Linked DNA regions of Homo sapiens: region 2 is linked to region 1. Evidence: read pairs that join two places in POLR2A ChIA-PET (ENCODE). Cell type or tissue: IMR-90. All regions are shown on one strand.

Region 1 (8,000 bases):
AAGCCGTGATCAGGTCACTGCATTCCATCCTGGGTGACAGAGTGAGACCCTGTCTCATAAATAAATAAATAAATAAATACATAAATAAATTTTACATGACACTCCTGTATTATGACTTCTGAATATGGACATTACATTTTATGACCTCATTAATTGTGTAAACAGAAAAGTTGTTTCTGAAAGTGATCTACCCTCAGATTCCCAATTGGCCATGCAGGCCCAGGCAGACTTGCTTACTGGAGTTAATGACAACCAGCTGCTGGCACATGGGTCAGAGAGAAGAACTGAACACTTCATCTGTGTGAACAGTGTGTGACACTCCGCTTACAGGAGACCCCAAATCACCCATATCTTAGTCTGAATCACTTTTAGTTTGGACATTTGGCATCTTCTTGTGGCCCCCTAAAAACTAAATTAGAATAAGAGAGATCTACTCTCAGAAAGCAGAGAGACTTTTCCAAACCTTGTCTAGGGTAGGCTTTGTATAGGAAAAGAATAAAAAATGACTTCCAGAAATAGGAGGGTCATAATCAACCAAAACTCTAAATCCAGAATCAGTAAGACACTGATACATTTAACTAAAATAATAAGAGATATATATTTATGGTAAAATACTTCACAGGCAAAGTCAAAAGGCAAACAACAAACTAAGAGAAAATATTTGCCATTTATATAACAAAACGAGGGCCAACCTCCCTAATAGATAAAAGGCTCTTGATATTTAAGAAAAATACCAGAAAGTTGATAGAAAAATGGATAAAAAGACCAACAGTCCACAGAAAAAGAAGCAAAAATGGCACTTACATGTTAGAAATAATATTCAACCTCACTCCTAAGAGAGAGCAAACTGAAGTCCACTGACCCATCTTTACCCCTGAGAAATGCAAAAGCCCAAGAGCCTGACAACTCACTCTGTGGCATCTCATGCGTCCTAGTGGGTGTGCATAATGATTCAAGCCCATGGAAAGGAATTTGGTTTACTTCCTACGACTCTGACCTAACAGTCGACCTCCAAAATTTGTTTTTTTTAATTAAAAAAAAAAAGAGACAGGGTCTCGCTATGTTGCCCAGGTTGGTCTCAAACTCCTGGGCTCAAGCGATCCTTCCATCTTGGCCTCCCAAAGTGCTGGGATTATAGGTGTGCACCACCGCACCTGGCCATACCTCCAAAATTTGAAACAGCACATACATCAAATGGTTCATCACGACATTATACTTTTTAATAGCAAAAGACTGAAAACAACACAAACATCCATGAAAAGGGGACATATTAAGTAAACTATGGTACATACATATTACAGAGAACCAGGAAAGAAGAAACGGATTGAGGAAGTTAATGAATTGAAACAAAGTGATTATCATGATCTATTTTTAAGTGAAAACAAAAAAGGGTATAGAACAGTATAGATAGCATGTTCCCTTTTGTGCAAGAAGAAAATACTTTTATATGTATGTATGCAAATGCTTATTTTTGCAAAGAGAAACATAAAAAAGAGAAACCGGAAACTAATGTTACCCACAGTGGGAACAGGGTAGAGATAACAGGGAGGAAGTTACAGTCTACAGAGGATACCATTTTATATAGGTTTGACTTTTAATCACGTGAAGGTTTTACACATAGTCAAAAACAATAATAATAATAATTATTATTTTTGAGACGGGTCTCACTCTGTCACCCAGGCTGGAGTGCAGTGGTGTGATCTTGGCTCACTACGGCCTTGACCTCCCTGGGCTCAGGTGTCTCTCCCACCTCAGTCTCCTGAGTAGCTGGGACTACAGGCGCACAGGCTGGTCTCGAACTCCTGGGCTCAAGCAATCTACCCGCCTCGGCCTCTTGAACTGTTGGGATTACAGGTGTGAGTCACTGCACCCAGCGCAAAAATAAATTTTAATTTAAAAAGGAAAAAGTAAGGCACATTCCCAGGAAATTACTTTGCTAGGTCTGACTCACAAGGCAGTTTCGTGGACTGATAATACCTTTCTCCTCTATCTTGTACCAAACTCATTTAAAAACGACCTTTGCATGCTTCACAAAACAAAAGAACCAAAAGAGACATTGTTGGTTCTCCATAAAATAGACACAAGCCAGACCTCTCAGGCGAACAGAAGGTGCAGCCAGCTACCAGTAACACTGCCTAAAGTCCCAGCACTGGCTCTGGCAAGCCCAAACTGTATGGGCACTGTGGTCCCTCTCCACCATGCAGGCCACCTTCCCCCAATATGTGGCTGTGTGGTTTGGAGAACACTGACCCCTTCCTCTCAGTTCCAATCCCATCCCACCTCCCCAAGCCTAAAATAACACCAGAGGTTGAGATAGGGTCTGATCAGTACAAAGCACAAGAATTTCCCCTCATCTGCTATAGGAGGTTTCTCTCCTCCCTTCTAGGGGCTCACAGGCCACAGGCTAACCTGGTGGCTCCTGGCAGCCATCTTGGGACTGAAAGAAACTCACCCTGACGAAGCTCGCCCATTAGTGACTGCAATATCTGTTTTTAGAGTTTTGGTATTCCGTGATATTCAAATACTAAAATACATGAGTTTTTATTGGTGTAATTCCATCATTATTTCATTATTTCAACATTTAAAAAATTCAAGTCTATGACTCAATGATTCCACAGAAAAGACAAACGGATGGGTTGGCTTCAAGTCTAGACTCGCCTTCAGAGTCTGTCTTCTCCAGAGAATCATCGCAGATCACAACAGGCAGCCTTCTAATTATGCATCACGAAGCTTCTACCCACAGGGTAATTCCCACTCTGGTCCAACTAGTAGAAGACAAACGATAACAGAGTGTGGGAGCACTTCGTTGTACAAGCCAACGGTGCCCGGGTGCTGTCTGAGGCAGGTTTTCTGTCACCACTGCAGAGCACACCCCAGCTGATTACATCCTAAGTACCAAGCCCCCCACTGCAACCTACCAGGTTTGCATGGTCGTCACATCCTGGGGAGACACGTATTTGGGTCTGCGGCAAACCTTTTTAGTTGTGCCATAGACCAGGTTTTTCTGAACGAAGGCTGAAAAAAAACATAACCAGTGAAAAAATATACATATACATATACATACACACAGGATGGCAATGTTTTATAAACACAAATTAGATAGATTTGAAAGCTTATCCAAATGTGTAAAACCCAGAATCAGTCTGTTAAAAATAGGGCCATTTTACACATTTCAAATATTCATAAAGAAAATAGGTATCCTTAGGAGACTGGGTTTAATGAATAGAGGAATGATTAGTAATTGACATATCAATTACACATGAGTGCTTTTAAATTGTTCCTTCCAATCTTGTTTAAACCATTATTTTGCTTGGCAATTTTTCCCAGCTTGGATATAAAAAAGCCTCAGCCCAGCCTGAGATCAAACTACCATGTCTTGAGTTAGTGGGATTCAGAGTTAATGTAAGTTTTATGACTTTGTTTTAGTTAAACTATGGCAGTATTCATCAACCTTTCTAAACCAATAATATCTTTAATAAACAAATTTCTTGCTTCCCCACCCTCAAGAATCCCATACTCATCCTGAGGATTTGGGGTTGGGGGAACTGGCCCCTCAAGTTGAAAAATGACAAATACCTAGCAGTGTTTGTTCTGTCCTTGCCTGCCAGGAAAACCCTCTCAAGTCTTACATTTTTTTTAAGAGATGGGGTCTTTTGCTTTGTTGCTCAAGTGGACCTTGAACTCACCAGCTCAAGTAATCCTCCCACCTCAGCCTCCCAAGTAGCTGGGACTACAGGTTTGTGACACCATGCCCAACTAATTTTGTTTTCATTTACAAAACATTTTAATATTAAAAATTATAGGTGTCCAGAATTAGCCTTATTGCAGTTGAGCATAAACTGGATGGTTATCCAAGTGTGTGTCTCTTAGGTTGCAGCTGAGATGGTCACTATTCCTGGAGGTCCATCCACATTCTCATTCAGAGCCCATGATCCAGATGCAGCAACCATGACCCCTTCTGTTACCCACTACTCAGCCGCCCATCAAGACCATTCTCACTGGCATATTTAAATGGGTGTTACTGGCCTACTGGCCATCTGTGATGAATCTTAAATGGCTTTCACTGGTGAAATTAAAAGTGAGCTAAGATACGTGGACTGGCTAAATGTGTGTCAGACACATTCCCTACCCTTCTATGGACACAGTAAAGTGAGGTCTTTTCCCTAATTTACCCTTCCAGAGGATACCCTAGGCTACAGCCTGTCTTTGGGGAATTCTGCCCCGTCAGACACCACCTAACAGGATGCTAGAATTCTGCCTCTGGAATCCTGGCATTTGCCTTGAGTGAATCATTTATGACAAGAGTCCCTAAAAGGGCAGAACTGAATCATCCCTAAACCTTCAGAACAACTCATTTGGGCTCTTTTGTGTGTTTTAAATGTACTTGCTTCCTAATAAACAGCTAATAAATATGTGTGGCAGTTTGCTTTGAGACTTGCTTTATACTTAGAAGTGAAGTTGTGGGGGAAGAAGCCAATTCATCTCAAGCTTCTTTTATGGATACTGGTATCTACCAAAAGAAGGAGGAGGAAGAGGAGGAGGAGGGGGAAGAGGAAGAGGAGGAGGAAGAGGAAGAGGAGGAGGACGAGGAGGAGGACAAGGAGGAGGACAAGGAGGAGGAGGAGGAGGAGGAGGACGAGGAGGAGGAGGAGGACGAGGAGGAGGAGGAGGAGGAGGAGGAGGAGAAGGAGGAGAAGGAGGAGAAGGAGGAGAAGGAGGAGAAGGAGGAGAAGGAGGAGAAGGAGGAGAAGGAGGAGAAGGAGGAGAAGGAGAAGAATTGTGCCCACTCAAATGGGCTTCGGTCAGTCTGCAGGAATCATAAACTGCACGTGTGTGCTCTTCCCCATCCCTATTATGAGGTTCTGTTATGTCCCCAGGGTGTGGCCTAGGTTGGGAATGATCAAGGTAGTATCTGACATTTCTATCTGTTTTGATATTTTCCAGATATTTAAAAGAAATATTCCAGATTGCTGTCAGCAGCAGTCAGATGTATGCTTGCCACACAGTCCTGACCTTCAGGGCAGTCCTGATTTGATTAACGTCTATGCTCTCACTGGTCCCCTCTCATGCACTGGTGTGTGTCAGGCCGTGGAAAGCAAACCAGACCACACGTGGCTGGCGCTCTCCAGCAGAGGCAGTTCGCACTCTAGAGGAGAAAAACTTCACCGTAAAGGGCATGTCAAGGGGGTAGTGATCTACCCTAAGCAAAACCACAAGTGCCACGAAACCACAAGCAAAACCAAGGCCAGAAACAGACAGCCAAAGTGGTTTTAGGATAATTCACCAGACACTTCACTATACTCCACATAGAATAAACGTCTGCAAAAATAAAGAAAACCATAAACTGTGTTTAAAGGAAGGCCCACTTACTCCCTTATAAAATGCTGAACATTCAGAAGGACTCAGAGTTTAAAATGTGAAATACAGGCAAAACGGAACTGAATAAAGCTGGACCGATACACTCATGAGGAAATGGCTTAAGAGAAACTACACAAAATTAAAACTTAAAAAAAAAAAAATTCTCACACATCAGCCACTTGGAGGAACTGGCCAAAGGGTGGCCTATTTCTCTCTGTAAGGCAACCAGGATGAAACATTTCAGCCCCAGCCTCAGGACACCATGAGTGCACGAAAATCTGCTTCTCAGGGACTTTCAATTACTCTGTGTCCTACCATCCGTTAAACCCATCAACTCCAAAGTCGCCTACAGAAAAGATGGCAGCAGGCCAGGCGCGGTGGCTCATGCCTGAAATCCCAGCAAACTGGGAGGCCAAGGTGGGTAGAACGCTTGAGGACAGGAATTCAAGACCAGTCTGGCCAACATGATGAAACCCCGTCTCTATGAAAAATACAAAAAATTAGCCAGGTGTGACGGCTCATGACTGTAATTCCAGCTACTTGGGAGGCTGAAGCACGAGAATCACTTGAACCCGGGAGGCGGAGGTTGCAGTGAGCCAAGATCACGCCATTGCACTCCAGCCTGGGTGACAGAGCGAGACTCCGTCTCAAAAAAAAGATGACAGCAGCACTGCTGCAGCAGGGAGTGAAAGGCAGACACTGCACGACGGAGCTGCTCGGACACCTGTCAGGGACTCAGGTTAGTCCTCGGATACAGCAGGACAACCATGCTACATGCATGCTGACCCTGCTTGTCCTCCACACTTGGGGCTCCTGCCCCTCCTGGGGTCCATTCTCCTCACATCCTTGATGCAGTTCTTCCTCCACTGCACAGGGCCAGTGTCATCTGTCTCCAGGTCTACCTTGGACCTGGTACCTTGCTTTTCTTTCCTGTACCCACCCAGGCCCTCAGTATGTGCACACGGCTCCTCCAGGGTTAAGGTGTAGGGACAGAGCCAACACAGGCAGGCTCTGCTGGGCGAGGGCAGGGCACAGGATACCTTTGAAATCTAACTCGTAGTTGTGCTTTCCGGCCTGGAACTTCAAGGTGGCTGCCTGGCCGTCAGACCCCGGTGTACAGTAGGCCAGGTAGGCCTTCTCCACGTCGCTACTGCTGACAGTGGTCACAGGGTGCACCGTGCCCTGCGATGGAAAGCCAGACACTTTATGAAGGCAAGAAACTGCGTGATGAGGAAAAACGCTGGTGGCACCCACGCCACATTTCAGAGGTGCTCCTGGTGGACAGTCCTGTGGTGGGGAAGATGGAGGCCAGGGAGCATGGTATGGCAGGAGAGAGAGGCACAGAATGGAGGCAACATGACTGTCTCCTGAAGCTGCCCTAGCAAACACAATGCAGTAAATATGGGTCCTGCTGAGCAGGAAGACAGGGATGGGAGCAACGGAGAGGAGGGCACTCAAGTCACCTAGGACAGAGGACACGGCAGCCATTCAAATGCCGGCAGAACAGCAACAGCGACTTCTGGAGTGCTGCTTGACTGGGCAGCCCAAGCCAGGCTGGTCTTACCCGTCTATTCACGTTGCAACCATCCTTTAATCAGAGCTCGGTCCTCTTCCTTGCGGTTTTCTTTTTCTGGTCCCTAGGAGCATTCATCTATTTTTTAAATTATCCATTTCAATCCCTATCCTTCCACAATTACCTACAGGAAATCTCGTAGCTTCAGCTGGAGTGAGTTTGAATTCTGGCTCCCAAACCTGCTGGCTCTATAACTTTGGCAAGTTATCTTAACCTCCCTGAGCCTCCGTTATCTCAAGCTTATAATATGAATAATAGTACTTAGGCCATATTCATCCCTTTATACAACAGGACTATATTGTCCTCACAGGGCTGGAGAAATCATTTAAATAAGGCATGTGGAGCACTTAGTACAGTGCCCAGAACAAAACATACTCAATAAATGTTACTATTATCATCACCGTTCTTATTAAATTTGAGATTACACTGACAACTAAAATTAAAGTTATTCAACCTATAACCAACTAACTCCCTCTGTCCCTGTCAATTTTCCTGCTCCCCCTACTGCTACCATCCTAGTTCTCCTGGGTCACAAGCTTTAGGTGTTACTAACAGAACAAAAGTGAGACAAGACAAGAGTCACCCATGCCTCTGCGCAACTGAGTCCAGCAATGGAGAAGGGGAAAAAAAAGTACCCAGATATTTCAAAGCCTCAAGCACAAGGTCCCACACAGGTCTCACGGGTGCTCTAGACGCTGAGATGGGTAACTAAGAATGACCAAGGAAGGGTGAGACCCAGCAAAGGTTTCTTGGAAGAAAAAGATGCCTGAGCCAAGGCCCAAGCCCGAGGGATGACATGAGTTGGCCCCATGAGGACCATAAGGGGCGGGTGTAAGAGGTATAATGGTTTGTAAAGCAGCCTCCTAGTTTACGGTCTCATAGCGGCGCCTAAGTTTCTCTCTCTGAAGTCTGTCTTCCTTCAAAACCAAGCCATTAGACTAGAGTCCGGGAGGAAGAGGATGTGGCATAAAAATCCCTTTCTGACAACAAGAGGAAAGGAAAAGAAAACAATCCCTCCCCTTTGGGCCTGAGGAAATGAAGCTCTGAGTCAGGGAAACAGAGAGGAGAA
Region 2 (8,000 bases), 380 kb before region 1:
TTACCAGTAGGGATTTTCCTAGGGGAAAACACACTGGGGCACCTTTTCTTCCCCTTCACGTTTTTATTCAGGCAAAATCTGGTTAAAATGAATATTAAGGGTGGTCTTGAAGGAGGCAGAGGTGATGTAGAGCCTGAGGGTATGTGTGTGTGTGTGTCTCCTGCTGTTAGAATTCGGGGGGGTGGTTTGGAAAGTGGGTCCCAGAAATGGATACTGCTGCAGGAACAGGAGCAACCCTGCTCCTCCCTGTCTGTGCCTCTGATTAACTGGTGCCCCTCTCCTACCAATTCAGAGGGTCCCAGAAAACTTCTGGGGCCACCTGTCTTCACAGGTGCTACTGGTATACCAAAGCAGGGACTACTCTTTGTTCAGAGTGATTTTCCTTTCAAATCTTTACAAAACGTTAGGTTTAGTAGAGAAGTTGGTTAGGTTTAGTTGCTCGAGCAACTGAGAGACCTAGGAATACCCCTGGAAGCAGACAGGGGTAAGCAGCAAGCGAAAGGGTTCCCTTGAAAAGCAAGGGTTCTTCTGTTTGGTACACCTCAGTCTATCGCTTGAAGAGGTGGTATGGGTAGGATTTTAAAAAATATTTTTAAAAAGTGACTTTAGATACATTCAGGGAAGACAGTTCTAAGATGGGATATAAAAATAGGATATTTAGGCCAGGCATGGTGGCTCACGCCTGTAATCCTAGCACTTTGGGATGCCAAGGCAGGCAGATCACCTGAGGTCAGGAGATCAAGACCAGCCTGGCCAACATGGTGAAACTCCATCTCTACTAAAAATACAAAAATTAGCTGGGTGTGGTAGCATGAACCTGTAATCTCAGCTACTTAGGAAGCTGAGGCAAGAGAATCGCTTGAACCCAGGAGGCAGAGGTTGCAGTGAGCCAAGATTGTGCCACTGCACTCCAGCCTGGGCGACAGAGCAAGACTCCATCTCAAAAAAAAAAAAAAAAAAAAGGATATTTAATTTCTGAGGCTGATCTGGGGAACACAATAGTAAGTGGGCTGAATATTAGGTGCAAATCACTATGACATATATTTTATTCCCTTCGGGTTTTTTTTTTTTTTAAACTATTCTCAGGGTTGGACCATTTGTTCATAAGGGACCGACTGAGGGTTGTGATCACAGCTGTGACAGCCAGCCCTTAAGATGGCCCCTGAGGACCCAGTTCTCCTGGAAGTCAACACCCTGGTGTGGTCTCCTCTCACACTGAGCAGGGCAAACCTGTGTAACCAATAAGACAGCGCAGAAATGACAATGTGTGGCTTCTGAGACTAGGCTGTAAAAGGCATGTGGCTTCTGCTTTTGCTCTGCCTTGAATCACTTACTCTGGAAGAGGACCCTCAATGGCCCTGTGGAGAGATCCACGTGGATGGAACCCAGGCCTCTGGCCAACAGCCAGCTCTGGCTTGCCAGCCACAAGGGTGACCCACCTGGGAAGAACACCCTCCAGCCCCAGTCACGCCCTTGGGTGACTGCAGCCTGGGCTAAGAGCTCACCGCCACCTCATGACAGAACTGGAGTGGGAATCGTCCTGTCATGTTGCTCCCAAATTCCTGGAGCACAGCAACGGTGAGATAATGTTTATTGTGTCAGCCACGGAATTTTGAGGTACTTCGTTATGCAGTGACAGATACTGATTGGGCGTCTCTAAGAGGGGAGGGAGCACGCAGAGAAGCTCTGGATTTGTGTTTCCAACAAGCCTTAGGTCAGCACCCCCTGATACCCAACACATCACTAGGTCCTCCATCCAGCCCCTGCCCTGCCCTGATGGGAACCAATGAAGCACTTTCTAAAAAGGTAGGAGGCACAAGGAAAACACAGCCTGAGGAGGACTTCCAAGCACCCAAATGCAGGCAAGACTGAACGGATGGCATGAAGTTTGCAAGCTGCTATTCCACAGGATGAACCCGGCACAGAGACAGACACTCTTTGGCCTGCATAGATATTAAATTTTTTCAACTAGCTATTAACATTTAGAACTCAGGTGATATTCCTAAAAGTTTGGATTTCCTGCTGAAAATCAAAAGCTCTGGCAACTCTGGGCCACTTGTCAGTTCGTGGTCACAATGACCTGGGGCTGGATAAGGCTGCCCTCTGCACGTGTGTGTCACCAGATGCAGACCTTAGTCATTACCAGCTCACTGACCACCTACCTGGCCCTGGAGGCACTTGAGTTCGTGACTCCTAGGAGAGAGGCGAGCTGGAGGGGGACAAATGAAACACTTACATGAAATCACTGCTTTTAGCTCTATAGCGGGGGCACTGTGGAGAGGTACACAATTTGTTTTCTTTTATTAAACAAACAAACAAACAAAAAAGGTTTAGCAAACAGCTGCCCCAGAAGGGACTTCTTAGAACTTACAAGGAATGTAAAATGATTATTCCACTTTACATTACACAGTGTGAACTTTAAGAGGAGAGATCCGATGTTATGTTTCTGCAATGTTTGTTTATGGAGGTCTTCGTTATATAAGACCTCCGTGGAGAGGAACTGCAATGCTGGAGTCTCACTTTGCTGATCTGGCTTTCTACTCTAACAATTATTTACAATAACATTAGAGAGGAAGGCTCTGGCGCCATAACTCAGTGAATATCTGCCGGATTCTTCCCTCCTACAAGATACAATAATATACCCTTTATTGGCCTTCTCCCAATTCTCCATTTGAAACAGGATTATAATCAGTTTTCAGAGTGGCTTACTCAGGAATTAACTAGCCAAGCACTGGATCACTGCTTCTTGAACAATTCTGTAGTCCTTTGCACATTTTTGGAAAAGGAATGTGATGTCAACAGCCTCATGTTCTTGAGAATATCCTTCCTAGGTGGGCAAGTGCTGGGCTGGGGGAGAATGGGGCCTTGTGTTTGCATAAGACGCTGCTCACGAGTGGCTTTGTATAAGACAGCAGGAGGAAGGCATTCTGTCTGCCTCCCCCTTCCCCTGAGCTCGGGGACATGATTGGATTATTGAGTGATTATGTAGTAAGTTCAATCACTGATATTTATTGAGCTCCCAGCATGTTCAAGACTCTGCTAGAGGGTGATACCAAGTCATGGTTGCTGTTCTCAAGAAGCTTATCATCTCGTGTACACGTATGGAAAAAGGAATACAGACAGAAATCATGAATGTCAGATGCCAGCTACGTTTAGAGGGAGCAATCTCTCTCATTCAATAAACATGTATTGAGCATCCATTATGTGCTGGGCACTAATTAGAGAGTGAACAAAAAAAGACAGTCTCTGTTCTCATGGAACTTGAACTCTAGTAGACCTCAGCGGACTCCACTCCAGGCTGGGAAGAACAGGAGAGAATTCAAGGAGGCAGAATTTAAATAGAATCGTTAGGTACCACCGACTTCAGAGTTGAGAGAAGGGAGAGGGCACTGCAGGTAAGAAAACATCATTAACGAAGGTACAGAGGCAGGAAAACACAAAGAAGACTGTTCAGGGCCGGCACGGTGGCTCACGCCTGTAATCCCAGCACTTTGGGAGGCCGGGGTGGGTGGATCATTTGAGGTCAGGAGTTTGAGACCTGGCCAACATGGTAAAACCCCACCTCTACTAAAAATACAAAAATTAGATGGGTGTGGTGGTGGGGGCCTGTAATCCCAGCTACTCAGGAGGCTGAGGCACAAGAATGGCTTGCACCTGGGAGGCTGAGGTTGCAGTGAGCCGAGATCACGCCACTGCTACTCCAGCCTGGGTGACAGAGCAAGACTCTGTCTCAAAAAAAAAAAAAAAAAAAAAAACTGTTCAGGAGAACAAGGAAGTGACACAAGGGCTAGGGCAGTAGGAGCAAGGGGCAAGTGATACCAGAGCAGAAACAGCGTCACTGTCATCCTCGATGCTAACTCTGGACCTCCTATGCCATGGTGCTGAGGCAGGACAACAGCTGCTCTTTGATTTCTTCAGAGAGCAACTACAGACAAAGAGACATTTGTCTGTAAACATGAGTAACTGGAAAATGCAGTGCTGAGGACTATCAACTGTTACAGAATGGGTGGTGGGATTTAGAGATCTTATGGGACAAATCACACCTCCCACACCGCCATCTCGTATGGTAAAACTCTGACCCATGGACCTCGGGAAGGAGGCCTCTGCCTCCTGTTACAGACATGCCATTGAGAGGCACAGGTGATAAGTGAGCAAAGGAAATCAGCTTCCACTGCCTCAAGAAGCACAGCCTGGGATTACCTGACCTGGTGTGATGAAAATCGCCAAGTTTTATGTTGCATTAGTGAAGATTTTCCACTTGTACAATGTTTTTTTCTTTCCAAAGGTGGGGGGAACAAAACATGCTCCTCTGGCCTCCTCGAGACTGTTGTTGTTTTTTTTTTGAGATGGAGTCTCGCTCTGTCGCCCAGGCTGGAGTGCAGTGGCATGATCTCGGCTCACTGCAACCTCCACCTCCCAGGTTCAAGCGATTCTCCTGCCTCAGCCTCCTGAGTAGCTGGGGTTAAAGGTGCCTGCCACCACGCCCGGCTAATTTTTGTATTTTTAGTAGAGACGAGGTTTCACCATCTTTGCCAGGCTGGTCTCAAACTCCTGACCTCAAGTGATCTGCCTGCCTCGGCCTCCCAAAGTGCTAGGATTATAGGCGTGAGCCACTGTGCCCAGCCAAAACTGTTTCTTTACTACAGAGACAGGTTTGTGTATGTGCAGCCCAGCTTATTGAATGATAAAGCAGCAAAACAGAGCCTCAATGACACAGGGGCTGCCAGGCCCCTGTTCCTATAGGTTTAACAGCATGAGATACACATAAAAGCTGCTGCTATACAAGTGAGGCTCTTAAACATCATTAAAAACACATATTTGAGGTTAGGCACAGTGGCTCATGCCTGTAATCCCAGCATTTTGGGAAGCTGAGGCAAAAGGATCGCTTGGGCCCAGGAATTTGAGACCAGCCTGGGCAACACAGCGAGACTTTGTCTACAAAAAAAAATCAAAACATTAGCCAGGTGTGGTGGTGCACACCTATAGTCGCAGCTACTCTGGAGGGTGAGGCAGGAGTACTGCTTGAGTCTGAGAGGTTCAAGCCAAAGTGAGTCATGATCACGCCACTGCACTCCACCCTGGACGACAGAGCAAGGCCCTATCTCAAAAACAAACAAACAAAAAACCCCCAAAAAACCCCAAAGCAAAAAACACATCTTTGGAACTGTTTAATGCATTTAGGGAGCATGGAGTCCTTATGGTGGTCTGTTATGGGCTTGAGGCTTCACCAAGCCCCTGTGAAAACTCTGAGTGCTGTCTCCATGGCGGGGTTGCAGTCAGTAGCAAGATAACAAAACTCAGATGGGAAGGACAAAGCGCAACATGGACGCTCACGAGTCCAGCCAAATTCTGAGTGCTTAAGAAGAGGCCTGTTCATTACGATATTCCTGGTAATATCAACTCTCAAACTACTCCTTGGATCACCTACCCAATATTTATTTTTGGGAACAGTTTAAATCAAGAGAAAAGCTATTAATAAGTTAAATAAAAGCTGTTGAAGGGATTCCTGCGAGTGGGAGGTTGAATAGGGTGATTTCTAAAGCCCTTGCCAACACACAATCTAGGATTCTATCACTGCCTTCCTCCCGATCCCATGCAATTACATATTCACAGGCGACAAAGAGCAATAGAAAATAGCTAATTCACATGAAGGGCTGCTCTGACTGTGGGGGGAATTCGCTTGGATAAGAAAGTGTCCCTAGGAATTAGGGTCCCCAGCCTGGAGCTGAGTATTGATGAGCCAGTTACTGAATTCTCAGTGCCCATAAGGTGCAGAGTTGATGACAAGGATCACAGTCAGTTAAGGGACCACAGTCATGACAAATACAAACCAGAAAATAGTTCAGAAAAGGGTTGAGCAGGCACACAAATAAATTCAGAGCAAGCGAAGCTAGTTATGATAAACAAACAAATGTCAGTCTTCCCTTTGGGACAAAGACGTAAGTTGCAGTGGAGCCAGTAGAGAGTGAATGGGGAGGCCCTGTGCAAGAGGCTCCCGCCGGGCAAGGAGGCTGCTGCCTGCAGTTCTGCAGGTGGCTGTAGACAGAAGGCGTGTGGGAACCTGCACAGCAACTCTGTCTTCCTCTGGAGTCTTTCCGCTTATCCGACGTGGCAGGGTCTTCTTGGCTCTTGCTTCTGAACATGCTCACTTCCTCTTTCTTTTCTCCTTGGCCCTTTCTCTCCTTCTTCCTTTAAGGTGGCAATGCTTGTCCCTGCTCCCTGCCCTGCACTGATGGACGCACAAGTGGAGGGGTCTACACACCCCTCTTTCATTTCCTAAGCAACCCACAAGTCCAGGTGAAGATGTATGATTACATTTGTATTTTGGAAACATAATGATTGATTGTGGTTATGATTTTAAAGGAAGGGCACACTCTTGTAATGGGCAACTGGAGAATGAATTAGGGTCAAGAAGGCTCAGGGTGGGGAGGCAAGTCAGGAGGCCTATATGATAATTGGATGATCATTTAACCATGGATGAGGAGACTCGTGCCAGGGAAGCTGGAAAGGCTGCACTCACACATCACCACCAAGCTGCTTTTGGGACTCAGGGGCCTTCCCTTGGTTCTCATCCTCAGCCTTGCCTCTCTTTGATAACTGACCCTGTTGACCTCAACTCGCTTTCCAAGTCCCCTTAGGGTTGCTAATGTGTTTTGCTGGTCTCTGCTCATTTCTCCCATCATTCTTCTCTCTCCTCTTCCTTCTCCCACTCCCTCACTCTGTACCCTGGTCCACCTCCATGGTGAACTCATTCACTGCCAGGCATCTACCACCAGGCAGATGCATTCCCAGCCCCAATCTCTCCCTGGGTTCTAGTACCATATTCTCATTGACTTAAGTATCTCTAATTGGATGCCTCAAAGTGAAGTCATCATGTCCCTCCACCCCCACAAAACGGGGCTCCTCTCCAGCTCACCCCACTTATTCCAGCAGAACCATGATTTTTTCATCTCCAAAATTAGGATGCTCAAGAGTCATCTTTGCTTATCACGTTTACCTTTATTTCTTGAGTTTCTGCCTTCTTTTTGGGATTTACCTCACAGTCACTTTTTCTTCTTTATTCTCAATGCCACTACTCCCTTGGCCTGGGCCCGATAACTGAAACAGTCTCTTGGCTAGTTTCTCTGCCTCTAATCTTTCCCTCCGTCCAATCCAATTTACAGCCTGCTGCCTGACTCACTTTCATCATCCCACAGCTTTCCTCAAGAACCAACTTGCCTATCACACGGAATCCAAATTCTAATTGCTCCCAAGGCCCCACAGCTGCCCTCCCTTACCCCATCATGTTTTTCTGTGTTCAGTTCATAACATCCTCTTCTTTTAGGTCTGACCCTTCCCTGTCATTTGTGCACACCGCAATACTCTCCTTACTCGACACTTCTGTGCATGTTGCTTTCTTCATCTGCGATGCTCTCTCCTTCTCTTATTCAAATCCTAAACATCCTCAGAGTTCAGTTCTACCTCCATTTTTTTTTTTTCCTGAGATGGAGTCTTGCTCTGTCACCCAGGCTGGAGTGCAATGGCACAATCTCGGCTCACTGCAACCTCCACCTCCCGGATTCAAGTGATTCTCCTGCCTCAGCCTCTCGAGTAGCTGGGGTTACAGGCTTGCACCATCACGCCTGGCTAACTTTTGTATTTTTAATAGAGACGGGGTTTCACCACATTGGCCAGGCTGGTCTCGAACTCCTGACCTCAAATGATCCTCCAGCCTTGGCCTCCCAAAATGCTGGGATTACAGGCATGAGCCCCCATGCCTGGCTTGCCAGTTCTACGTCCACTTCTATTAGCAGTCCCCCGACAGCTCACCCAGGCTTCTGCTGTAGTCAAGAGCCTTGGACTGCACTGTGTCCACCTTGCACGCTGACCCTCCGTGGGAGGTACTACGTCAGTCAGAGTCGTCTGTTAGACAGCATTCATCTACCATCCTAGGTAGTGATTATGCTGTTAGGGTGGCTTGTGTTGACCCAAATGTTCCTTCAGACCTCGTCCATTCGATT

The links. Peaks named below come from ENCODE experiments on the same cell type or tissue, not always from the same donor. Only the 100,000 strongest peaks of a DNase experiment are listed, where the experiment ranks them.
Region 2: POLR2A ChIA-PET joins it to region 1 with 34 read pairs; 2 of 35 experiments call an interaction of 5 or more read pairs at or near these places.

Annotation. Positions count from the first base shown.
Region 1 is chr7:140,031,317-140,039,316 of GRCh38, forward strand. It overlaps PARP12 (poly(ADP-ribose) polymerase family member 12), which reads right to left. Exons shown (of 12, transcript NM_022750.4): 7 at 6,399-6,540; 8 at 2,919-3,015. Among named protein-coding and RNA genes, the nearest start is that of PARP12, 28 kb to the right of the region's middle. RefSeq lists a silencer at 5,196-5,245. In IMR-90, no CTCF peak of the experiment used is centred here; DNase peaks (open chromatin) are centred at 1,925 and 4,295; H3K27ac peaks cover 179 bases.
Region 2 is chr7:139,649,408-139,657,407 of GRCh38, forward strand. The region is part of intron 2 of HIPK2 (homeodomain interacting protein kinase 2); the gene reads right to left. Among named protein-coding and RNA genes, the nearest start is that of HIPK2, 120 kb to the right of the region's middle. RefSeq lists an enhancer at 1-208. In IMR-90, no CTCF peak of the experiment used is centred here; no DNase peak of the experiment used is centred here; H3K27ac peaks cover 216 bases.